3 separate regions of the Homo sapiens genome follow, and all the other regions are linked to region 1. The links are chromatin loops, found by intact Hi-C in ENCODE. Cell type or tissue: PC-9. All regions are shown on one strand. Region 1 holds the start of LOC124901448 (a long non-coding RNA gene). Region 2 overlaps LINC02901 (long intergenic non-protein coding RNA 2901). Region 3 overlaps EZR (ezrin).

The links. A loop is a pair of places that touch in the nucleus more often than their neighbours do. Peaks named below come from ENCODE experiments on the same cell type or tissue, not always from the same donor. Only the 100,000 strongest peaks of a DNase experiment are listed, where the experiment ranks them.
Region 2: a loop joins it to region 1, with 6 times the contacts of the local background. A loop is called at or near these places in 10 of 110 quality-filtered maps.
Region 3: a loop joins it to region 1, with 5 times the contacts of the local background. A loop is called at or near these places in 4 of 110 quality-filtered maps.

What each region holds. Positions count from the first base shown.
Region 1 is chr6:158,849,295-158,857,294 of GRCh38, reverse strand. It overlaps LOC124901448 (a long non-coding RNA gene), which reads right to left and starts at 3,707. Exons shown (of 2, transcript XR_007059836.1): 1 at 3,551-3,707; 2 at 28-233. It also overlaps the pseudogene OSTCP1. RefSeq lists enhancers at 1,497-2,021, 2,022-2,546, 2,730-2,809, 3,073-3,596, 3,583-3,692 and 3 more. In PC-9, no CTCF peak of the experiment used is centred here; DNase peaks (open chromatin) are centred at 2,694, 3,684, 6,604 and 7,244; H3K4me3 peaks cover 4,004 bases; H3K27ac peaks cover 8,000 bases.
Region 2 is chr6:158,908,709-158,916,708 of GRCh38, reverse strand. It overlaps LINC02901 (long intergenic non-protein coding RNA 2901), which reads right to left. Exons shown (of 3, transcript NR_160980.1): 3 at 6,356-6,742. Among named protein-coding and RNA genes, the nearest start is that of LINC02901, 43 kb to the right of the region's middle. RefSeq lists enhancers at 5,113-5,906, 5,907-6,700. In PC-9, no CTCF peak of the experiment used is centred here; DNase peaks (open chromatin) are centred at 4,768 and 6,138; H3K4me3 peaks cover 1,599 bases; H3K27ac peaks cover 4,257 bases.
Region 3 is chr6:158,768,677-158,776,676 of GRCh38, reverse strand. It overlaps EZR (ezrin), which reads left to right. Exons shown (of 14, transcript NM_001111077.2): 8 at 173-269; 9 at 5,270-5,433; 10 at 5,783-5,913; 11 at 6,733-6,893; 12 at 7,259-7,351. Among named protein-coding and RNA genes, the nearest start is that of MIR3918, 7.9 kb to the right of the region's middle. RefSeq lists an enhancer at 2,879-4,078 and a silencer at 5,016-5,222. In PC-9, no CTCF peak of the experiment used is centred here; DNase peaks (open chromatin) are centred at 2,556 and 3,706; H3K4me3 peaks cover 505 bases; H3K27ac peaks cover 8,000 bases.

The sequences.
Region 1 (8,000 bases):
TTCAGGTAGCTGAGACTACAGGCGTGCACCATCACACCCAGGTAATTTTTATTTTTTGTAGAGACAGGTTCTCACTATGTTGCCCAGGCTGGTTTTGAACTCCTGGGCTCAAGCAATCCTCCAGCCTTGGCCTCCCAAAGTGCTGGGATTCCAGGTGGGAGCCTCCGCATCCAGTGCAGCCTTGTGTTTCTTCACCTCCTAACTGGGAAGCTTCTCTGCACGCTGGCTAAGTACTGAAAAGAACAGATAGAGAAAGAAAGCAGCATTTATAAAATAATAATGGCCACATAAAAAATTCATGGTTTCAGGCCAGGAGCAGAGGCTTACATCTGTAATCCGAACACTTTGGGAGGCCAAGACAGGAGGATCACCTGAGGCCAGGAGTTCGAGACCAGCCTGGCCAACATGGTGAAATCTCATCTCTATTAAAAATACAAGAATTAGCCAGACATGGTGGTGGATACCTGTAATCCCAACTACTCAGGAGGCTGAGGCAAGAGAATCGCTTGAACCCGGGAGGTGGATGTTGCAGTGAGCTGAAATCGTGCCACTGCACTCCAGCTTGGGCGACAGAGCAAGACTCCATCTCAAAAAAAAAAAAAAAACATGGTTTCATGTACAAATCAATGCAAAAAACCCACAAAGCATTGCATTGGCCTGAAGATTGTTTGCTCTGCCCTGTTAAAGGGAAGAGGAAGAGAGAAAAAGGGATTAAAAAGTGCCAGCAACTTTGGAAAATAAATCACTGCTGTTTAGATTCTTGCCCTGTAATCAACATTCCCAGTTGCTCTTCCAGAGGTCTGGCCCAGCCGGTGCTCGGCGCTGCCTGACACCTCCTACCTTCTGGCTAGTTTATCTTGCAAAGGGAATATTTGGAAAATATGACACCCTCTTCTGCAAGGGCTCAGCAATTCTATTCAGCACAGCTCTTGGCTCTCATGGAGGGCTGGGGCAGGACACAGGCATTAGAACACCTAACACTAAGAAGTACCTATACTGAATCTGGCTATATCTCGGGTAAGACCATGTCCTGATGTCCTTTGGCTAAAACAGAGAGCCTGAAGGACTGTGACATTTCAGTGTAAAAATGAGACTTGTTTCAAATATTTTAAATAACTTTTTCTACCCAATATATTCGTCTTGAATACTCTGAATCCTCTCCCCTGTGTATGCCCAGCGCAGTCACCTTCTTCTAGGCCCCAGGGAATGAGGCCTTGCTGCCGTCTTGTCAAGGCAGGTCCAATTCTCCTGTCCCTCTCAGTGTCACCACTGCCCCGCCCCTTCAGGGCCATGAAGAGGGAGAAGAGAGCCCCTCCAGCCACCAGGGGCCTTCTGTTCTGAAGTATGTTGGCCCAGGGCTCAGAAGTAAACAGGAAGGCCGGGCATGGTGGTTCAGGCCTGTAATCCCAGCACTCTGGGAGGCCGAGGCGGGTGGATCACCTGAGATCAGGAGTTCAAGAGCAGCCTGGCCAACATGGTGAAACCCCGTCTCTACTAAAAATAAAAAAAATTAGCTGGGCGTGGTGGCACATGCCTGTAATACCAGCTGTTCGGGAGGTTGAGGCAGGAGAATTGCTTTAGCCCAGAAGGCAGAGGTTGCAGTGAGCTGAGATCGTGCCACTGCACTCCAGTCTGGGCAACAGAGTGAGACGCCGTCTCAAAAAAAGAAAAAAAAGAAGTCAACAGGAGGGCCGGGCGCGGTGGTGCAGGCCTGTAATCCCAGCACTTTGGGAGGCTGAAGCAGGTGGATCACCTGAGGTCAGGAGTTCCAGACCTGCCTAACGTGGTGAAACCCCGTCTCTACTAAATACAAAAAATTAGCCAGGCATGGTGGCGCATACCTGTAATCCCAGCTACTTGGGAGGCTGAGACAGGAGAATTGCTTGAACCTGGGAGGCAGAGGTTGCAGTGAGCCAAGATCGTGCCACTGCACTCCAGCTTGGGCAAGAAGAGCAAAACTCCATCTCAAAAAAAAAAAAATTGCTTCAGCTAATAATAATAACAATAATAATATGAACAAATATTCTACCACTTATGCTGCCCCAGGCCCTAAGCACTTTATATGTCATCTCATTTAATCTTCACACTACTCCTGTAGGATTGGTATAACTATGCCCATCTTTCAGAGAAGACTAAATGTCAGTGAACCTCCCAGTGAGGCAGAATCCAGTTTTCAAGCTCTTAACTTTCCAACTCCTCCAACGGTCCCTGGCCTTGAATGGGGGACAGTGGCCATACATGATGGGAGTTTGTCAGGTCACTTGTTGCCCCACAAGGTTGATCTGGGGTACCTTTATTCTCCTCCCCACACAATCTTACCACCAGGACCCATCTCAGTGCCCTCACCCCAGGAAGCCTCCTCCCTCCAACTGTACCAGAATCCACCCACCACCCCCTACCACCAAGTCCTCTCTGGTACTCTCAGTATTCAAAGTGTGGCCTACAGAGCAGCAGCCTGGGCACTGCATGGGGGGAACGCAGACTCTCCGCCCCTCCCCCAAATGCACATTTTTAACAAGACCCCAGGTGGCCCCAGTATACCTAGGGGCTCTGTAGTTTGTTTCTTCCTGTTGTGAAAGGAAAAGAAAAACTCTCAGGACCCCAGTTTTTTCTTGGCAACAGGAAAAAATTAAACTAGAAGCTGAGTCATGCAAGAAGCTGCCTTTCTGTTTGTGCCTAAGCAGATAGCTACAGATAAAAGGCTAGATATCCCCACCACAGGCAGCTAAACTCTATGCTCATCTTATGTAAAGCACCAATTTACAGACTGCTAGAGGAAACGTAACTGATTGTTCCTCTTCCTGCTCCTTTTCCCTTGCAACAAGTAGATTCCCATGCCCTTCCTCTTTCCTCTCCAGCCCACTTTTCCCTTTTAAACATCGAGGCCCTCAACATCATCTTGGAAGAACGACACAGACCATAGACTGTTTCTGTGATTCCGTGTTTCTTCCTCCCTGGCCTGTCCTTAACCTTGGCAAAATAAACTTCTCAGTTGATTGAGACCTGTCTCAGATACTTTTTGGTTTACACTGTACAACTGAGCCCTTGATGATCATTGGTTTCCCACAGTCCTTGAATTGTTTGTTAGGCACCCCCTTTGTCTTTCTGGAGAGATTCTAAGTGGAGCGTTCGTTTGCCCAAATCCCCCAAGACTGTCTGAACTGCCTACTGATTCGAGTATAGAGTAGAGCTGGTGATTTGGAGTCCTTGCCCCCAGCATGATTCATCAGAAGCCCAGTTGAATGGTAGCCGAACTGTCACTATTATCCCAATGGCTCCATGGCCTCTCAGACCCCAGCTTCCCTGGCCTTTAATTGCATAAAGGAACACTTGTTTAAGAACACTTGTTCAAGGTCTTCAGGGAAGACCTTGCCGGGAGGTTCATTAAAGAAGCGACACTTTGATTTTTTATGCTGAAAGAACCCAGCCCCAACTCCGGAATTCTCCCCTAGGGCTGCCTCTCTGGCCCCACAGCTCAGGTATCCCAAGTGCACCCAATGCTCAGTGCATTCTTAGTGGTACAGCCCCGCCGAGTCAAAGGGGAAGGTACCTCCTGCAGGCTCTGGAATTTCAGAGCCCTGTCCATAAAAGACTCTATAGGATTCCTGCGGTCTCTGCCAGGCTACTGCCAAGTCCCCAGACATTGTACTTCTCCCATGACCTTTTAAGCAGCTCTCTGTCTTCTTAATCACCCATTTAACATGTGCATTGGCCCTCAAAGAAAAACTACATATTTACTCTTTCTCACTTCCTGTGAGAAGGGTGGGGCCCACCACTGCCTGCTCGGCTGCAGTTTCTGTGACTCACTGTGGGAGGGGCCTTTCATCGGGCAGGGAAGGGATTTGCGTTCTTTGGAATGCAGGTGTGGGCTGCGCCTCCAGAAGGGTTTGCTGATAGAGTTGTGGGAAGGCAAACCTGTTAAGTAACAGCACATTGTGGTGTGTGTGCGTGCATGGTACGTGTGCGTGTATGTGTGTGGTATGGGGGAGGGTGCGTAGTGTTCATGTGATGTTGGAGGGGTATGTGTGTGGTACATGGTGTGTGCATAGTGTGTGGTGTGTGTATGGTGTACCGTGTGTGTGCATGGTGTGTGTTTGGAGGTATGTATATGTGTAAAGTATATGTGTGTGGCATATGGTGTGTGAGTGTGTATGTTGTACTGTGTGTGTGTGTATATGGTGTGGTGTTTGTATGTGTGTGGTGGGGTGTATGGGGTGCATGTGGTATATCTGTGTGTGTGGTATGTGTGACATGAAGGTGTATGGGTGTGTGTGTGGTGAAGGGTCAGTGTGGTATGAGGGTGCACGCGTGTGTGCTATGTGGTGTGTGGTTTCGTGTGGTGAGTGAGGCATATGGTGTGTGCCTGCTCCTCCTTCGGCCCCTTGGAAGAAAGGGCCTTCTGTGTTCTGGTAGCCTTTGGCAGGGCCAGAGTGCCAGAACATTCTCTCTGTAATGAGTGTCTGCTAGTCTACTTGGGTGCAGCCCCAGGCTTGCCCTTACAGAGAATGTACCTCCTTGTGATGGTTGTAGTTGGCGTCAGAGTGTTTTGCCCCATTCTCTGAGAAGGCCAGTCCCAAGCTTTCAGGGTGTGGATCTGGAGGTGGCCTCAAGTCAAGCCATGGAGGCCAGCCTCAGCCTCAGCGTGGCCCCAGCTCAAGGACAAGGGAGCCCTGGGGCTGGGCCGGGCATCTGCACTCACTTACGTGTGCAAGGCCCCCAAGCCTTGGTCCATGTCCAGACCAGACCAGCACAAGATCAAGGAGAGTGCAAACGCCAGGACTTCCTTTCCCTTCTCTGTTTGAGAGCAGGTGTTGTAGTAGGGTTAGGAGTGTGAATTCTGGAACTAGTCTTCTGCTTCCAATCTCAGCAGAGACAGAGTCCCGAGGCAAGCTAACCTCTCTGTGCCTCAGTTTCTTCCCCCATAAAGTGGACAATAGTAGCATCCGCTTCATAGTGTAGTTGTGAGGATTAAAAGGATTAGTTCATGTAAGGAGCTAAGAATAGTAGCTGGCATACAGTAAGCTAACCATTATTCTTTGGGAACATGAATCAATGTCCTAGAGTGTGGCAGGGATGGGATAAGGGAGGCATTTTAATTCTCCAAAACCTGAGAGACAAAGTTCATCCAAAAATGTTTCTATATTGTTGAAAATAAAAGACCTCCATGACACTTCTTCCTGTTCTTGGGGGGATACATTTTTTTGTTTGTTTGTTTGTTTGTTTGTTTGAGACGGAGTTTTGCTCTTGTTGCCCAGGCTGGAGTGCAATGGCGCGATCTCAGCTCACCACAACCTCTGCCTCCCGGGTTCAAACAATTCTCCTGCCTCAGCCTCCCGAGTAGCTGGAATTACAGGCATGCGCCACCATGCCCAGCTAATTTTGTATTTTTAGTAGAGACGGGGTTTCTCCATGTTGGTCAGGCTGGTTTCAAACTCCCAACCTCAGGTGATCTGCCTGCCTCGGCCTCCCAAAGTGCTGGGATTACAGGCGTGAGCCACTGAGCCCAGCTTGGGGGGTACATTTTTAGATGGCATGTTAGCAAAGCTCTAATGCTGCTTAAGGAGAAGACATTACCTTAGGGAAAAATAGTAAACCTATGGGCTGGTATTCAGGCCTAAGTATTTTCCATTTTTAGAATTAACTCCATGGTCTCTAAAATATAGAAGAATATTATCAGGCCAGGCGCAGTGGCTCACGCCTGTAATCCCAGCACTTGGGGAGGCCGAGGCAGGTGAATCACTTGAGGTCAGGAGTTTTACATCAGCCTGGCCAACATGGTGAAACCTCATCTTCTACTAAAAATACAAAAATTAGCAGGGCATGGTGGCAGATGCCTGTAATACCAGCTACTCAGGAGGCTGAGGCAGGAGAATCGCTTGAACCGGAGAGGCAGGGGAGGCAGAGGTTGCTGTAAGCTGAGATCGTACTACTACCCTCCAGCCTGGGAGACTGAGCGAGACTCCATCTCAAAAACAAAATAATAAATAAATAAATAAATAAATAAATCCACGTCACTGGAAAATGCAACAGTATATCAATGATTTGTGCATCCATTCATTCACTTATTCAACAACCGTTCATTTATTGATATAAACTATATGCCAAGTTTTATGTTAGATTGGTATTAAGGCTATAAGGATGCAAGAGATATATGGCCCTGTCTTAATGTGACCATAAGCAGTCTACAACATTTTACATTATAATAGGATCAATAAAAGAAGAAATATAGAAGATACCATAACATATTTACATCAGGATTTGTTAACTAGTTTGGAATTATAAAAGCAAATCTTCTAACATCCCCAAACACAAACATGCTATGCTATCTGTTGAGAAATTCAGAAGCACATTCATAACAGCTGGGGGTAATTTAGAGGTTTACAGTCAGACAAGCCAAACAACAGAAATCATTTGAGAAAAGGAAAAAACCACATCTCCTCAGGCAAATGATTTCTAGAGGTGGCAATGTAAAACAAAAGAATTCAAAAATAGAATAGCATTCCCTTTCATAAGCACTGTTTACTATAATACCACATATTCACGTAAACTCAATGGGTACCTCTTGTACCAAGAAAATCTAATGCTTTCATTAAACAAAAAGAGCACTCTAGTTCTTTAAAGGAAAGGAATTGTTGTCACATAAAACCTATTGCCTAGCAACAAAACAGCAACTCATCACACCTTTCCTCCAGCCATAGACACAGCCTCACCCTCTTGCCTGCTCATTCCTCTTGACTCCAGAGTTCTTTTAATAGTATCTGTGGTTGGAATAACTGAATTTTAAGTTTTAAACACCAGTCAATATAAAGTCCTGCCAATTGCTAAGCATTTAATCCTATAGTCACAGCCTCTGAAATGGCCACATTATAAAACAAGAAAACCAAGGGGCTGGGTTTCCTTTTCTCTTCTTTTTCCTATCCTGAAAACCTCACAGGCAGTGTCCCGAGACACTGTCTCCACCAGGAGCACCGGATGGTCCTTCTCTGGCTTTCATGCTTAGTGTGAAGATGGACTCATGCAACACAGCACTTCTTTTCAGTCTAAACCCATTGTAAAAACCCACGTCTGTTTCAATGCCAGATTCGTTTCATTGCCTATTGCTAAGCCCACATGAGCAACTCATCTCACTTTCAAATGTTATGTCTAACAGAACCATTGGCCACGATGTTTGGAAGTGAGTTGCTAACCAACATTCTATAGAACAGTGTATTCAGTGATATGACTCACAGATAAATTACTTCACCCTCGTGGACCTCAAACTGGGTGTGCCACTTGCTGTAGATCGACTCAGTGCTTAACCCTTCCAAGTACGAGGAAATTCTCACCAGTCTACTTTCTCCACAAAGTCTCAAACATTTCTGAGTGGTGGCAAGGGTGTCTATAGAAGGCAGAAACAGGGAAAACGACAGGACATAGGGGACTACTGCCTCTTAGAGTATGATTTGCTGTTCTTCAAAACTGTGTGTTTCAACTATCAACAGGGGCAGTGATTCTAGGGAAATGCAAATTTCACCAGTTCCACAATTAGACATAAAAACAGGAATAACTCTTTCATCTCTAGTGATATGGGCAGATTTACATCCAAGAGTTCAATATTTCATGAGGTTAAACACATCATCCAGTCCCGTTTGTCACCCTTTTGGAAACGGGCTTTTAAAGTGTGTTTTTCTTTGACAACATTCCAAGGTCTCAAACCCCTAATGCCAGCTAAAAGCCTGAACAGGAGGGAGAGGTCTGTATACTCTACTCTGCGTATGTTCTGCCTAAATGTTTGTACATGTTCTCCTGCACAAATGAACAGGGACCTCACTGTGATGTTAGTGTGAATATTCAGTGGCAGTCATCAAGGACAGATTCCACATTCCCCCATTTCTTTGTGATTTGATGATCTGTCATTTTCTTCCAATCTTCAATCTTCTTTTCCTCTACTTAAGATCAGTTTGTTGTTGTTGTTGTTTGTTTTTGTTTTTGAGATGGAGTCTTGCTCTGTTGCCCAGGCT
Region 2 (8,000 bases), 59 kb before region 1:
TTCCGTCGTGAAAGGTTTCAAGTATTCAGAGGAGGTTAAGAAGAATAAAAAGCTTATAACAAAACAACCTCTGTTTCCAAAGTGCTAAATAATGAAAAATGTGGTGTGAAAACGTCACTAAATTCCATTTAAACATCCGAAGTTCAGTCAAGGGAAAAGCAAGTATTAAAGTCAGTGACAGAGTCATGAAAACTCAGCGGCTTCGATACTAGTGGGTAAGTCAGCAAGGTGTTTGTACAAGGAAACCAGGCACCTGGACAATTTCCTAAAACCGGCCCCAACTGGAGAAAGTGATATGGAACCTAAATACTTAGGATGTCTAATAGCTACAGCTATTTTGAGAAGAGGAGAAAATCTTTGCCTAGTAAAACCATGATTCTCAGGCATCCACATCTCCAGAACTCTCAGGCTTTCAAACTGGGTCCCAATCAGGAGATACTAAACACACACACATATACTGACATACGAAGATACCTGGGATATTTTTGCATCTCTTTTTTTTTTTTTTTTTTTTGGAGATGGAGTCTTGCGACTGTCACCCAGGCTGGAGTGCAGTGGCTCAATCTCAGCTCACTGCAACCTCTGGCTCGTGGGTTCAAGCAATTCTCCCGCCTCAGCCACTCGAGTAGCTGGGACTACAGGCGCACACCACCACACCTGGCTAATTTTTGTATTTTAGTAGAGATGGGGTTTCACCATGTTGGCCAGGCTGATCTTGAACTCCTGACTCGTGATCCACCCACCTCAGCCTCCCAAAGTGCTGTGACTACAGGTGTGAGACACCATGCCCGGCCTCCATCTCTTCATTTTCTAAATCAATTAAACATGGCTTGGCCCTCAGTCCCCGACCTGGCAGATAATCCAGTCTGAGCCATGTTTTGGGGATTGCACTCTCCACACCCCTTGGGCTCATGTAGGAACTCCTGGGCCTGTGCAGTCCACAGAAGTCCAACTGGAGGAAGGTCCTATGGATCTGGGGTTGCTGGCATAACTCATGTGGCCTCACAAAGGTGGGTGGCACCCCTTCTTCCTGGCTGAGCCTCACATGAAGATCTGAGCCAAGAAGTCCAGGCTTTCAGGTGGGGCTGGCAGCTCTCCAGGGGCAACTCAGGTGCCCACTGAAGACACTGCAGGCACACAGTGCACCGTCCCACCCCCCGCCCCAAGGAAATCCCCCAAAGGCCTAAACCTAAGCCATCCACCTTGACTCCAGGTTGCACCACTTCCCTCTTCCTGCCAGTGAGCAGCCTCCTTCCTTCCCACTGGCGGTCCTAATAACTTCCCTCCCTCAACAAGAGGGATAATGAGACTCTAGCCCAGATATTACAAACCAGATGCCTGAAGGCAAAATTCTGAGTTGTTTTGACCATACTCTATTTTTACTACTTGCCAACACTTTACAAAATCGAATTTTCATGTAAAAACCCAGCTTCCTGTCTTCAGGTGCACTGGCAAGACCAGGCCCACAGTCCCAGAAGCCGTAACTGGTTGGAGCCGACCGACAGCGTTCCATGGGACATGTGTTCTCTGCTTTGCCACAGTCTCCACTCCTCCCTTTCGTAGCACCGGGAACACTTTACAAATTTACATAACCTACCTGACCCCTGTGAGATGTGAACTTTGCAGTCTACCCTCAAGGTCTCAAAGGTTGGCTGCCTTTCTGGGATTAGGAAAGGATTCATTCTTTCAGATTTCCCAAAGAACAAGGGAAATCATGACGTGCCTGTAGCTTCTCCTGTTGTTACATCCACATGGAGCCCCCCAATGGGAAAGCAGGGAAAGCTGGATATGGGCCCCCAGCTTTCCCATCTCACATGGCCTGCAGCAGTGGTCCACCCACATGTTAAGGAAAAGATTATTCTCACCCTTGTTTTTGTGTTGTTTTTGTTTTTGGTTTTTTGGGGTTTTTTTGTTTGTTTGTTTGTTTTTTTGATGTAGAGTCTCCCTCTGTCGCCCAGGCTGGAGTGCAGTGGCGCAATCTCGGCTCACTGCAACCTCCACCTCCCAGGTTCAAGCAATTCTCCTGCCTCAACCTCCTTAGTAGCTGGGATTACAGGCGTGCACCACCACACTCAGCTAATTTTTGTATTTTTAGTAGAGACAGGGTTTCACCATGTTGGCCAGGCTGGTTTCAAACTCCTGACATCAGGTGATCCGCCCGCCTAAGCCTCCCAAAGTGCTAGGATTACAGGCGTGAGCCACCACAACTGGCCCTCACCCTTGTTAAAGGACGGACTTTACTCAGGACTATCATGATAGTGACAGGGACCACCGCAATGGGATTTTGCAGCAGGACAGAGAGATAGGGGAAAGTGGGAGTTGTTAGCCATGGAGCAGGGCAGGAGGCTCAGCAGATGGAAAATGATTCAGATGAAACATCAGGCCATGGGGATTCTGGCTATACTCAACTAAGAGGGCTCTTGCTGAAGGCAGGCCAAGGCTATGGTGGGGGCGAGGATTTGATCAGATACGGAGGGTGACCCACTATCGAGGCTAAACTGACTTAGCAGGATTCTTGCTAAAACTGGGATTTTAAGGATGTGTCTAAGGAGAGAGCCTCATTGAAAAACAGCTCAGAGGAGGCTGGGCTAGAGTTTGGTCAAGGAGAGAATCTTTGTCACAGACCTCCCCTCCTCACAGACAGGCCTCTCTCCAACGGGCTAGAAGGACTGTGCCTGGCTGTAAATGGCTGTAAAATGCCTGCCTCTTTCTCCACACTTCAAGGAGACTGAAGGGAAGAGAGGAGAATGCCAGGAGAGGGGCAGCTCCTTAGAGCACGGGGAGGGGCTCTGAGCAGCAGCGCTGGAAGCTGTGATGGGCGGTCGGTCAGTCCCAACAGCAAAAAGAAGGGAGCTGGCCCCAAGGAGACAGGGGACTAGGAGTTTGACACTCAGGAGGAACCAGCAGATTCTGCCCTCTGCACAGAGGTCATGTGACTTGTGCGGCAGGGGCCAGCTCGAGGGGTGGCAGTCACAGTACAAGGTGACACAATAATGGTGAGCCTAGGTTTCAGGCCTGGGTTCCATACCAAATATGTTTATATTTATATCACGACAATCACGGGTGGGAGGTTGTATCTCGCATTATAGAAAAATATTAGAATCTGGGTGTGGTGGCTCACACCTGGAATCCCAACACTTTGGGAGGCCAACGCAGGCAGATTGCTTGAACTCAGGAGTTCAAGACCAGCCTGGGCAACATGGTGAAGTTCTGTCTCTACAAAAATACAAAAATTAGCTGGGGGTGGTGGTGTGTGCCTGTAGTCCCAGCTACTTGGGAGACTGAGGTAGGAGGATCGCTTGAGCCTGGGAGGCAGAGGTTGCAGTGAGCCAAGATTGCACCATTGTACTCCAGCCTGGGTGACAGAGCAAGACCTTGTCTTAAAAAAAAAAAAAAAAAAAGAAAGAAAGCAATGCACAGGCTGGGGGTGGTGGCCCACACCTGTAATCCCAGCACTTTGGGAGGTCAAGGCAGGTGGACCACCTGAGGTCAGGATTTTGAGACCAGCCAGGAGACGGAGGCAGTGAGCCAAAATCATGCCACTGCACTCCAGCCTGGATGACAGAGCAAGACTCCATCTCAAAAAAAAAAAAAAAAAAAAAAAAAGCAATGCACACAATTAAAGGTTGTTGGGTAACTTCGCAGCCCTGAAAGACACTAGGAAGTCTTCCAACATATCTGAATTTCAAAGAAGGCTTGAGATAGAGAAAGACCTTCTTCCTGGGTCCCCCAGCTACCATATACTCTCCAGCCAGCGGTGCTCTCCCAAGTACCTTTGCATAGTGAACAAAGTGCACAGCCATGATCAGCATTATTTCTTCTATTTAACAGTGTGGAATCTACGAGAGGACTTATTGCTCACTGAGCACAGGGAGTGGGGCCTATGAAGTGGGTTCAGTGAACCCAACAGGTATTACTCACTGCTCTGCAATATTTATGGTGCTGGAGATACCCAGCATCCTGGGGTGTAGACTGAGGAGGAAGGGCTAGGCTAGAGGGCAACCTTTCAAAGAATGGAAGCTGTTAAGGCCTCTGGCTGTAGTGGGTGGACAGTGGGCAGAGTGAGAAAGGAGTAACAGTGATGTTAACTAGCATCTAGTAAGTACTTTCCCCATAAGAAGCTCCATGTAAATCACTTTATAAGTATTGTCTCTTTGCATCTTCCCCCACATGAGGTATGTACTATATTATCCCCATTTCACAGGGAAGGAATCTAAGGTTGAAGCAAGTTATATGACCTGCCCAGGCCTCAGTGGTAATAAATGGTAGAGTTGGGGTTTGAACTTAAGTCCCAGGAGTCTGGGAACAACTAAACATAAGGAAAGGGCAAAGGAGACAGAAAAATGAGAAGCTCCCAAAGTGGGTGACTTTAGAGGAGGGAGGTGGCAAAGCAGCCAAGGGGCTGAGCTCTGGGCAGAAGAGGAAGGAGACTAAGCCTCGGGAGGGGCCCCAGGATGGCAACAGATGGGGAGACATTTCCCAGGAGCTGTGAAGGCTGAAAGCAAACTGTGGGCTGGTGGGGAATTAATGGGAGATGAGGAAATGTAGACACGGACAACATGGATGCCTTTACCAAGAAGCCAGGCTGTGGAATAAAGATCAACAGTAACAAACCCCTTCAACGTGTAATTTCATTGTTAGGCCAAACTGGAAGAGAGCCAAAAGCCACCAGGAGCCCAGTCCAAATGTCACCTGCCCACCACACACAGCGGGCTTCCTGTGGTATGAACTATTCACCCCAAATCAGCCTCTTCCCCAGAGCAAACGCCTACCCTGTTGGTATATTTGTAGTCCCTTTCCTGCCTGCCAAGGTGCTGGAAGTAATTGTGCAGGTATGAGCTGGCCAGCCATAGGGCAGCAACCCTCTATGCAGACACAGAATGTCCTGAGCACACCAGGAACTGCAGACACCAGCACCCCACATGACTTCTAGAACTTCCAAGTGCCCACTGATGACATCCTCTGTAAATGCCCCAAGAGAGCAATGCTTTTTTGCCTTGGAAACATCTTTTATACAATCCAGTCTCTCCCAGATCCCTGACCTGAGGCATCGAGGAGAGTTGGTTTGTTTTTAGAAGGCAGCCATTCTTGACAAAATGCACACAAAGATTGGCAGCTATCTGCCTTCCAGGGGCCCCATGAGAGACTAACTCCTCTCCTTCCAACTCCTCTACTTTCAAAGCAAGATGTAGTTTGGGGACAAAATCAGGGAAAGGAGAAACAGGATTTCTTCTCTCCCCGCCACCCGCCATCAGGCTACCAGAGTTTTTAAGGGTAGAGATAGGCTCAGATTTTCCCTGAGGGGTTACGTATACAAAAAATATTCCATAATCATCCAATGGGATCATTACAAATTACTGGATAAAAGCCTTTCTTTCTTCAATCCTCATAGCCCTCTTCTCTTCAAAGAAGTCCACAGAGCTGGAAAAATATAGGAGACAAAAGATTTAAAGACGAATCTAGGGCGAAAACAAAGTGGAAACTTCCCAGCCATGTTCTTGAATGCTAAGCTGAGCCCTGATTCATCAAACACTTTGAATGTGATTCCTAAAATCAATCTTTTCTTTTTCATTTAAAAAAAACAATGCCTACAGGCTCACATTTTGTAGAACAGTGGTGAAAGAGAATTGAAAATATTATTCAAACATATTTTACAACTAACTGAAAAGAACAAACATTTAGAGAAGTGAAAGTCACTGAAATAGGCCTCCCCTGTGCTTTTCTTCAAAGATTTTCTGATGTCAGCTTAGAAGTGAGTTAGAGAAAGGATTAAATACAAAGGAGGGGAGGGGTTCTCTCATCAGCCACCCATGAGAATTGGGAGTTTCTGGCTCAGGCCAGAGAGGCGACTGCCCCTGCCGGGGGACCTCCACCTCTCGGCCACCTTTTTCCACCTGCATAGCCCCTTCCCCCATCAAACTGCACTTAGGAAGGTCAATAATGGTGCTGGTGGTCACATATTCCCTGACGTTCCTGGGTTCAGTTGCTGCTATGTCTTTTTAGATGCTAATTTTATGCTTCACTCAAAGGTTTTCCAAAGAAAGAGGCTTTTAAGTAATGAAAGAATGAATGGGGTTTAAAGCCCTGGCAAGCTGATACCGATCAGTCTCTGGAAAGGTACAAAGCACGCTGTAGAACGGGTTTGGCTTGGAACTGAAACCACGCATCGGAGAAAATATTTGCAACAGAGGGGGTGTCACTGCCACAGGAAACTTAGCAAGGGGCCCATTTCCCAGTATAGTTTAGTTATCTCAAAAGATTTCTTCCCTGTCCAGGTATTATTACCACAGGAGACTGGGAAGAATCACCAGATGAAAATGCTTACATTTAATACTAAAGCTTCCTTGCAAAGCAATAAAAGTTTTATATGATTTAATTTATTAGTTTCATTGTAGAACGATTTTTAACCAGTCTTGTCCGAGACTCAGAATTTTGGTTGACTTTTGTACTTAAATTTACCACGGAATTTTCTTTCCACTTGTAAGATTTAAGTGTTTAACAAGTACTTGCTGGTAAAGGCGCTAACAAAAGCGTTGCTGAGTAACACCAGAACTGTTCACACACTAAAAGGCTGAGACGGGGGAAGAGCAGACGAGGGGGATCTTCTCTGGGGAAAAGATAGAGGCTAGGATGTGCCACCCCTCGGAAGAGCAGATGGACAGCACGACTGCTGCCGTCCCAGCCACCACGGTCCCAGCACCAGACACCGGCTTCGAGTGGTTTCTTATCTTCACTTCTTCCTCTTAAAAAAAAAAGAAAAAAAAATCAAATAATACACAAAGGCATAAAAAATAACACAATCAGCACCTTTTACTCCCCCACTACCCAGCTTAAGAAATAAAACATGATAGGCCGGGCGCGGTGGCTCACGCCTGGAATCCCAGCACTTTGGGATGCCAAGGCGGGCGGATCAGGAGGTCAGGAGATCGAGACCATCCTGGCTAACACGGTGAAACCCCGTCTCTACTAAAAATACAAAAACACATTAGCCCGGTGTGGTGGCGGGTGCCTGTAGTCCCAGCTACTCGGGAGGCTCACTCTGTCACCCAGGCTGGAGTGCAGTGGCGCAATCTCGGCTCACTGAAACCTCTGCTGCCCGGGTTCAAGCAATTCTCCTGTCTCTGCCTCCTGAGTAGCTGGATTATAGGCGCCTGCCGCCATGCCTGGCTAATTTTTGTATTTTTAGTAGAGATGGGGTTTCACCATCTTAGCCAGGCTGGTCTTGAACTCCTGACCTTGTGATCCACCTGTCTCGGCCTCCCAAAGTGCTGGGATTACAGGCATGAGCCACCGCGCCTGGACTTTTTTTTTTTTTTTTTTTTTTTTTGAGATGGAGTCTCGCTTTGTTGCCCAGGCTGGAGTACAGTGGCTCCATCTCGGCTCACTGCAAGCTCCGCCTCCTGGGTTCATGCCCTTCTCCTGCCTCAGCCTCCTGAGTAGCTGGGACTACAGGCACCCACCACCACACCTGGCTAATTTTTGTATTTTTTTAGTGGAGACAGGTTTCACTGTGTTAGCCAGGATGGTCTCGATCTCCTGACCTTGTGATCCGCCCGTTTTGGCCTCCCAAAGGGCTGGGATTACAGGGGTGAGCCACCACACCTGGCCTGGTCTCGATCTCTTGACCTCACAATCTGCCCACCTCGGCCTCCCAAAGTGCTGGGAGTACAGGTGTGAGCCACCATGCCTGGCCTATACTGCACATTTTTAAGCTTTATATGCCCAAAGGTGTGTGGAATCATAAGCAAGTATTTTTTGTGGGGGCGTCTGTCTATATAAACAATTTGAGTTGCCCAAACCAGCATATTAGTACCATTCTGGCAGCCCAATCTTGTGCTATGCCACCTGCCAACAGGAACACCAGCCAACTGCACCAGCCAACAGGAGCAATCTGCTCAGAGTTCTTCCTGGAACCAAGACTTGGACACAAAGGTGCAGCCCAGAGCTGCTAGGGGCATCTGGTCAACCTCAGGAGCTGTGCAAAGGGTGGAGAGGAAAGC
Region 3 (8,000 bases), 81 kb after region 1:
TAACCTAGGACAGGTGGGAACTATTTGATAATAGCATATAACACATTGTGCCTCTTGGGTTAGCTTCATATTATTTTAATTGAACTAATAAGAATTGATTTGCGAATCTCTCTTAGCCAATCCAAGAACATATGTATACATCTAACCATCCACTTCTTCTTTTTAACCTCAGGTTAACCCCAAAGATTGGCTTTCCTTGGAGTGAAATCAGGAACATCTCTTTCAATGACAAAAAGTTTGTCATTAAACCCATCGACAAGAAGGCACCTGTAAGTTCCAAAGGATTCTATTCAGGGGCTACTGTTTTTCATTCTTATACTTGTCAGGGTAACGGACAAGTTATACTGTGACGAGTAGCCAGTGATAGTCCAAACTCCTCATGAGGTTACATTGAGGGCCAGAGATCCTGTGGGCCAGGCAATTGCTGCAGGGGAGACCACTTAACTTTTCAAATGATTCTCATTCCTTATGAAGAAAAGGGCAGTTCTGAGCCATTGGCCAAATGATAAGCATTTCCCAAAATGCTGTGTTTTTGGTGTGGAGAGCCAGCCTGTCCCCTTGACCACCTGGGTGCAGGGACTCTCCCCGGCACCTGACGGACAGTGGGACCTGCGAGTCTCAAGGGCCAGATTTGCCTTTCAGAGCTGTCCTGGAACTTACCCAAGATAGGGACAGTCAGACTTGCACCCAAGCATTGCTGGTGCCCAAGGTTTCATCGGGGCTTCACCCACTTCTGTTGTCAGAGGTGTGCATCCTCACACAGGTGACACTGGCAGGCAGTCATTTTGGGAGGACATGGTAAGAAGGCGACACTTTATGTCCTGAAATCTGATAGTATTGATTGTAATAGCTGCAAAGACCAGTGCATTATGTAAATTTGGTTTTATTTATTCTGCTGACATTTAAACTTTTGTTAACTCAGAATATTTGAGACATACGCACATAACTGTAGCATTGTAGAATGGGTAAGGATTTTGTTATCTAATCAGAAATCTAGTTCTCTAAAAAATTGCCACCTGAAGAAATTCTGTTACCACCTTAGAGCCTGTTCTGAATTTTACGAAAATTATAGATTGGAAAGGACTTTGTGTTCTCATGTAATTTTGGTTCCTTAGTTACAGTGTTAAGCTTGGAGAGGCAAACATGGGCTGTGGTCCATACCTTGGTTGTCTTGTTAACCCTTTTGGGACTGGGTACTGCTTAGCAATGGTAAATCCACTTAGAACAGTATGTGGTGTTATTGTCCTGTTACTTCTCCCCACATACAGGTTTGTCTAGCATAATTTAAAATCAGCAGGTCTTGACAATTTTGTGAAAGTATTTTCTTCTTTGTTAAAAACGTCTTGGCCAGGCTCAGTGGCTCACGCCTGTAATCCCAGGACCTTGGGAGGCTGAGATGGCCGAATCACGAGGTCAGGAGTTCGAGACCAGCCTGGCCAACACAGTGAAAACCCCATCTCTACTAAAAATACAAAAATTATCTGGGCGTGGTGGTGGGCGCCTGTAATCTCAGCTGCTCGGGAGGCTGAGGCAGGAGAATCGCTTGAACCCAGGAAGCAGAGGTTGCAGTGAGCTGAGATCGCCACTGCACTCAAGCCTGGGTGACAGAGCTAGACTCCGTCTCAAAAAAAAAAAAAAAAAAGGGCTCCTGCTGTTTGCAAACTCTTGGCTGCTACTCTGTGGGTAGTTGCACGGTTATTTAAAATTAAACGCGTATTGAATGCAGACTCTAAGGCTCCATGGCAGCAGTTCATATTATGCAACAGCATGAATGGAGGGTCATAGCGTCTTCATGTCACTTGGGTAGTAAGATTGGCACAGTTTAGAAGAGCAAGAAAATGCTGAAATCTCTTCATCAGTAGGCTACTACGTACTCTGTGACGCTACTGCCTTTTCAGAACACTTATTAAAAATTTGACTAGAGCAGCAGCTCTGGACTAGACTGTTTCAGAATGTTTGTGCGTGTGTGTGTGTGTGTGTGTGTGTGTGTGTGTGTGTGTGTGTTTGATGATAAGTCCATCTCTTGAAAAGCTGAAGAATATTTTCATAATAAGCCCCAAGCAGAAGCCATTGTAACGCATCTCGTGCATGTGCCTTTATTATAGAGTAGCCTCATGTGAAGCCATCTCGTAAGCAAAAGAAACATTCGCTGGTGGCACGCTGTCCCAGGCACTCTTCCAGGGCTGTGTGCACCATCAACAAGGCAAAGCTCCTACCCTGGTGAGCCTACATTTACGTGAAGGAAAGGGTTAAAAAGGCAACTGAGATGCTTCCTGGTAGTAAATTTAACAGTACAGCTGTGATTAAAAACTAAGCCGGATCAGAAGATGGGGGTGAGATTCCTTTAGGCAGGTTGGGCAGGAGCCACACTGAGGAGGCAGCATTTGCCTTGAGTGGGCACTGCTGGTTTGAGGAGGTGGAGTTCTGTCACCCCCACAGCACCCCAGGGCTGCTCGAGGCACTGCCCCACCTCAGTCTGTAAACTTTGGGCAGAAGAAGTTCAAGTTTTCGACATCGAACTTTCTTGTAAAAAAGAAGAGGCCCAAAGTTTGAGGCGGTGGGATTCCTTATCTTGTGTTGACTTTCACGGGTCATCTTCACCCCAGGCGGTTTCTGCTGTGAACTCACAAATGAGTCTTTGTCCAGTTCTCACCCAACAACTGGCGTCTCCTTTTTAAAAGCCAGCTTCTCTTCCCTGCCAAGGTGCATACAGCAGTTTGGGGCCACACTTTGGCTCTTTAGATGGGACCTTGTATACAGCTGACACGGCCTGCCCAGGTGACACTATGAGGGGCTGAGGCGGCTGCCTTTTCCCTTTCAAAAGGGCGTTTTGTTCCTGTGGCCTTGTGGAAAAGGCAGAAGGCTCTGAGGCATCTGAAATTTGGAGAAAGTAAGCAGCGTTTCCGCTCTGACTCCTCGGACGCTTCCCCCACGTGACCTTCCCAGGAGCCCCGCTGCCTTTTTGCCTCCCGCGGCTGCCTCCTGCCATCTCTGCGGCCAGATGAGCCTTGGGATTGGCCTCTTGTGGGAGAGTTTCCTGGCATCCTGGGGACTTGAAAAGGGGCTCTTTTACCTTCTCTCCTTCTGTATTTGTAGGGTCTTGGGTTTATTTTTCTTGAACTTTCCTTGTGCCTGGTTTGCATTTTTACCTTGCTGGTCCTCGGCCAGTTTAAAAACCCTGCTCCAGGTCTTGTCGTGTTGTGGTTCTGCATCAGGAAGCTGCATCCTGCATCAGGTTAGGGACTTGGATTTAGAAACATTTCAGTATGAGTCTTTGTTTTAACTTGAAGTGAGAAACCGGCTTCCTTCAAAGGCACTGGGAGAGATTTCCTGCCAGGCACCATCCTCCCTCACCCACTGGCAGTGGACTCCCCAAATTCTGGTTCCCGTTGCTGGCAGGACCTGTCTTCTGCAGGGAAAGGGAGAGAGGGAGACATTGTTATGTTAACCATTGAGGTTTTTCATTGATCCCCCCACCCATGCACCCCCACAACCCCATAAAGGGGAGTTGGTGCTAATCAGCGTTTTCTGAGTCAGGGCCTATTTGGTAGAGTCCTCCAAAGCTGTAATGCAGGATTGTTTCCTCTTGTGTAATAAGGGATAGGTGGGTCATAAAAATGCCGATTGCTCCCAGCTCCACAGACTCCTCCCTGGGAAACCCAATGACTTAACAGCAAGGGTGTGAAACCCCAAAGACAGCCCCACCCAGGAAGTTCATGGGCTCTCAGGGCTTGGCATCACCTCTCACCCTAGGATTTCTGGAACAGATGAAAAGACTGAAGCTAAATAGATTCTTCTCGGATGTGTTGATGAGCCCGCTCAGCCGGTTCCTCGTTAGGTCTCAGAAGTTGCTGTGGGATATATCGCACTGTTTTTTTGTTTTAGCCACCCTGTCCCTCTGTTCCAAATGGTCAGAAGCTGGATGCTGGGGGCCCTGAGGTTAAGAGGAAGCCAACAGAGTCACTGAAAAATAACTTTTCATGGGAGTTTCTAAACCATATTCTTCTGTCTTGTAAGCTAATCACAGCAGTAGCAAGGAGTTGGGACCAAGATTGTCAGCTGTGTCCCAAATGTTTCCAGTCATGGTCACGAGTTTCCCGAAGGCTGTGATTCTGCCTTGTTTTCCAGGAGGCTCCTCTGGTTGTGGTCTTGCAAGGCACTAGCAATTGGAGTGACCGCTGTGTGTGTCAGCCAGCTCTTCCTGCGCCGAGCACCTCCTGAACGTCACCGATAAGGCGGGGACGCCAGCATCTAATGGGACTGCTGGGAGGATTGAGTCCCATATCTGAAGTCCCTTGAGATACCGGCATCCCTGCCTTATGGTTGAAGGCACTGAGCCTGGTGAAGGGATGTGCTCAAGGCTGTGGAGCTCGCACGTGGCTGTCTGTGCTGCACGAGCTGGCAGTGCCTGGCAGGTACTGCACACCTCAAATACCCTGGGAAGATAAGAGATGAGTGAATGTGTGGCCCCTGCCCTTGGGAGCTGATGGCCTCATAGGAGTGAGATGCTGAAAGGAGTCACTGGAGTGAAGTGACAGTGCCACTGCGGCGAGTACCTGTAGCTGGTGTGGCAGGAGCAGGGCTGGATAGCTTTGAGGAGAGAGAACCGAGTGCACAGCGGAGGCTGGGCCCAGAGCTGGAAGGTCTCTGTGTGGGTTGGGCCCAGGCCCTGGAGCTCATCCTGGAGCTCCCAGGCTGGCAGTGATGGGTCGGGGTGGTGACCCAGTCAGTGTAGCAATAACAGTGTGGGAGGGGAGGCTGTGGCAGAGGAGACAGGAAGCCCAAATAGCAGCAGAGGCAGTCCAGGCAAGCATCGGGGATGGGGAGCAGCAGTGAGGCTGGAGAGGACATCATGAAAGGTGGCTACCTGGAAGAGCAGGCAGCTCTGAGACTTGAAAGGTTTCCCAAGGCTGAGAGTTCTCACCTTGGAAAAGCTTTGCAGTTAACGTGCAGTGGCATTTCAGTGTGCATGCAGGATGTCCCTACCCACACACAACTGCACACACACGCGGCACCTGCCCTTCCTCCACCCGTCCCAGAGAATGCACTTTCCCAGTGCTACATACCCACACATAACCGCACACACACGCGGCACGTGCCCTTCCTCCATCTGTCCTGGAGAATGCACATTCCTAGTGCCGAGATGCTGCCATCCCTGTTCTGCTACATTTGTTCTTTTAGAAAAGTTCTGGACCTTTGTGAAGGATGGTTTGGAGAAGAAAACCAAACGAAGGAGCTTGAGTCCAGGTGGCCCTGTTCTGTTTTGTAGGACTTTGTGTTTTATGCCCCACGTCTGAGAATCAACAAGCGGATCCTGCAGCTCTGCATGGGCAACCATGAGTTGTATATGCGCCGCAGGAAGCCTGACACCATCGAGGTGCAGCAGATGAAGGCCCAGGCCCGGGAGGAGAAGCATCAGAAGCAGCTGGAGCGGTGAGCGCGTGAGGCCAGAGTGGGGGGGGCCTGTGTTCTCCCAACTCAGCCACTGGCAGCCAGTGCCTGTCAGGTGACTGTGGAGCTGATGGGGAGAGTGTGGTGGAATGGAACCCAGTCACCACGCTGGGATCTTCGAGGCCTTTGTCTCTGGGCGGTTGCTGTGGTGCTGAGCCTGTTGTCAGCCCTGGAGCGGCTGCTCCGTCAGGCAGCTCAGGCTGGCAGCAGGCTAGGGTGGCCCTCAGGATACCAAGTCCATCCTGGAGCTTCAAGTACCCGTGAAGTGTGTTGACCCCTCACTTTCCTGCCAGAGTCTAAATCTCCCTGTGCCTCTTTTTCCCTGCACCAGGCAACAGCTGGAAACAGAGAAGAAAAGGAGAGAAACCGTGGAGAGAGAGAAAGAGCAGATGATGCGCGAGAAGGAGGAGTTGATGCTGCGGCTGCAGGACTATGAGGAGAAGACAAAGAAGGCAGAGAGAGGTCAGGCGCCCTGGGGCTGGCACTCTACACTGGGTCATGCATTTCCACAGAGTAGCAGGGGCCACACCCACCCACCCACTCACCAGGAAGGAAACCAAGAACGTGTCCCACAGCGCAGACTCACAGCCGAAATGATAAAATGGTTATTTGGTTTGGAAAACAGTTCTGTACTTATTTAACTTTGATGCTAGTTGTTCTAAGACTTTGTATTTTAAAATTTCCCTAGTCTTTTGCGGTAAGTGCTCAATCACCCAGTTTCCCCGATGAGGACAGTAAGGTTTGGTGCGGTACAGTGATTTGCCCACAGTCCCCCAGCCCATGACTGACAGGGCCATGCTGCACTGCCCTCGACCTCTAGACTAAAACCCAAAGGCGTGTTCAGAGCCAGACTTCCCAGCACAGCTCCAGTCAACAACCCCAGCAGCTGGGCCGATTACACAAGGCGCCACAGATGCTGTATTCACTGGCAGCCCTTACAGCACACATGGGAAGGGTGTTCTGTGTTCTGAGTGGAGTGTGGACCACCAGCACAGCGGGCGGCTGACCTGGGGAGAGTAGCGCCAAGAGGGTTGAGTCAGGCATGCCAGAGAGAGGGCGCCTGGCTGGCGTTGGACGGGTTTCTAGCCATCTTGAGGAAGTTGTCATGGATACAGCAGCAATGAGCTCTGTGAAGTGCTTTCCTCCAGGGTCACTGGAAGACATCCCCTCAACCTGTGACTTGGTCTAGGGCTCTGTGGCTTTGGGGGTGGGAATGGAAAGCGAGGGCTCCTAGGTCCCTGGGCTGAGGGTTTGAATGGCTCTGGCTTTGTGTCTTTGCAGAGCTCTCGGAGCAGATTCAGAGGGCCCTGCAGCTGGAGGAGGAGAGGAAGCGGGCACAGGAGGAGGCCGAGCGCCTAGAGGCTGACCGTATGGCTGCACTGCGGGCTAAGGAGGAGCTGGAGAGACAGGCGGTGGATCAGATAAAGAGCCAGGAGCAGCTGGTAGGAATGGCCTGAGTTTCAAGATGCTGAATTATAGAGAGGCTGCTTCTGAGGATGGAAAATGTGACACCTGCCTTGTAATAATTGTCATGACTGGAAGCTGTAAACTGATCTGCTGGGGGGCTGAAGGCAGCTGGTGGGGAAGGGGCTGGGCTGTTGCCAGGGTCACCCATTGAAGGTGGGTGTGGGCATCCAGGAAGAGATGCCGGGGGTGCACAATGGACCCTGCTGGCCATGGAGTGGGGGTGGCGGGGACTCAGGTGTCACGTTGGAGACTGCTTGCCAACACACATGAACACTCATTCACAACTGGACTCCGTTGAAAGGATATCAGAACTGACGTGAGCTTGGCATTCCCTTCCCAGGCTGCGGAGCTTGCAGAATACACTGCCAAGATTGCCCTCCTGGAAGAGGCGCGGAGGCGCAAGGAGGATGAAGTTGAAGAGTGGCAGCACAGGGTGAGTCTGCACGGGGGACACCTCCGCACGGCCACAGCACCTGTTGCCCAATTGCCTGCGGTGGGGCCCTTCTGCAGGTGGGTGGGTTGGGGGAGAGGTCTGGCTCAAGCTGCCACATCCCACTGGAAGCTTCTGGGATGTCTCATGATCCTCTGCCAATACCAGCTGTACTACTGAAGTAGACATCCCCAAAGAGATGGGTTTGACTTTGTACACGAGTCAGTGCAGCTGCTGGATTCATAGAGGGAGGACCTCTGATTGACTTTCACCCACTTTGCTCCCTCCACCCCGAACTGTTCAGTGCTGATCTGACAGCCCCCGGTCAGGAACTGGTTTTAAATCTAATTATATATGTGCCCCTTGCAATGGGGTCGCAGTGCCTGAAACACGACCTCCTGCAGCTAGTATATACAGCGGGCACCATGGAAAGATCCAGCTCCTTGGACGTCTCCAGGCTGGAGTGAGAGCTGGGCTCTGCTGCTCATCAGCTATTTGGGGGCTAGTAGCATCACTTCTTCAAGCCTCATTTTCCTCATTGTAGAATGGGGGCAATACCCAACTCATAAGGTTGCTCTGCAGATGCGAGGTCCCATGCCCAGGACCTAGCACAGAGGTTTAGTCAGCTGTAGCTCTCATTGTGGGACGCACA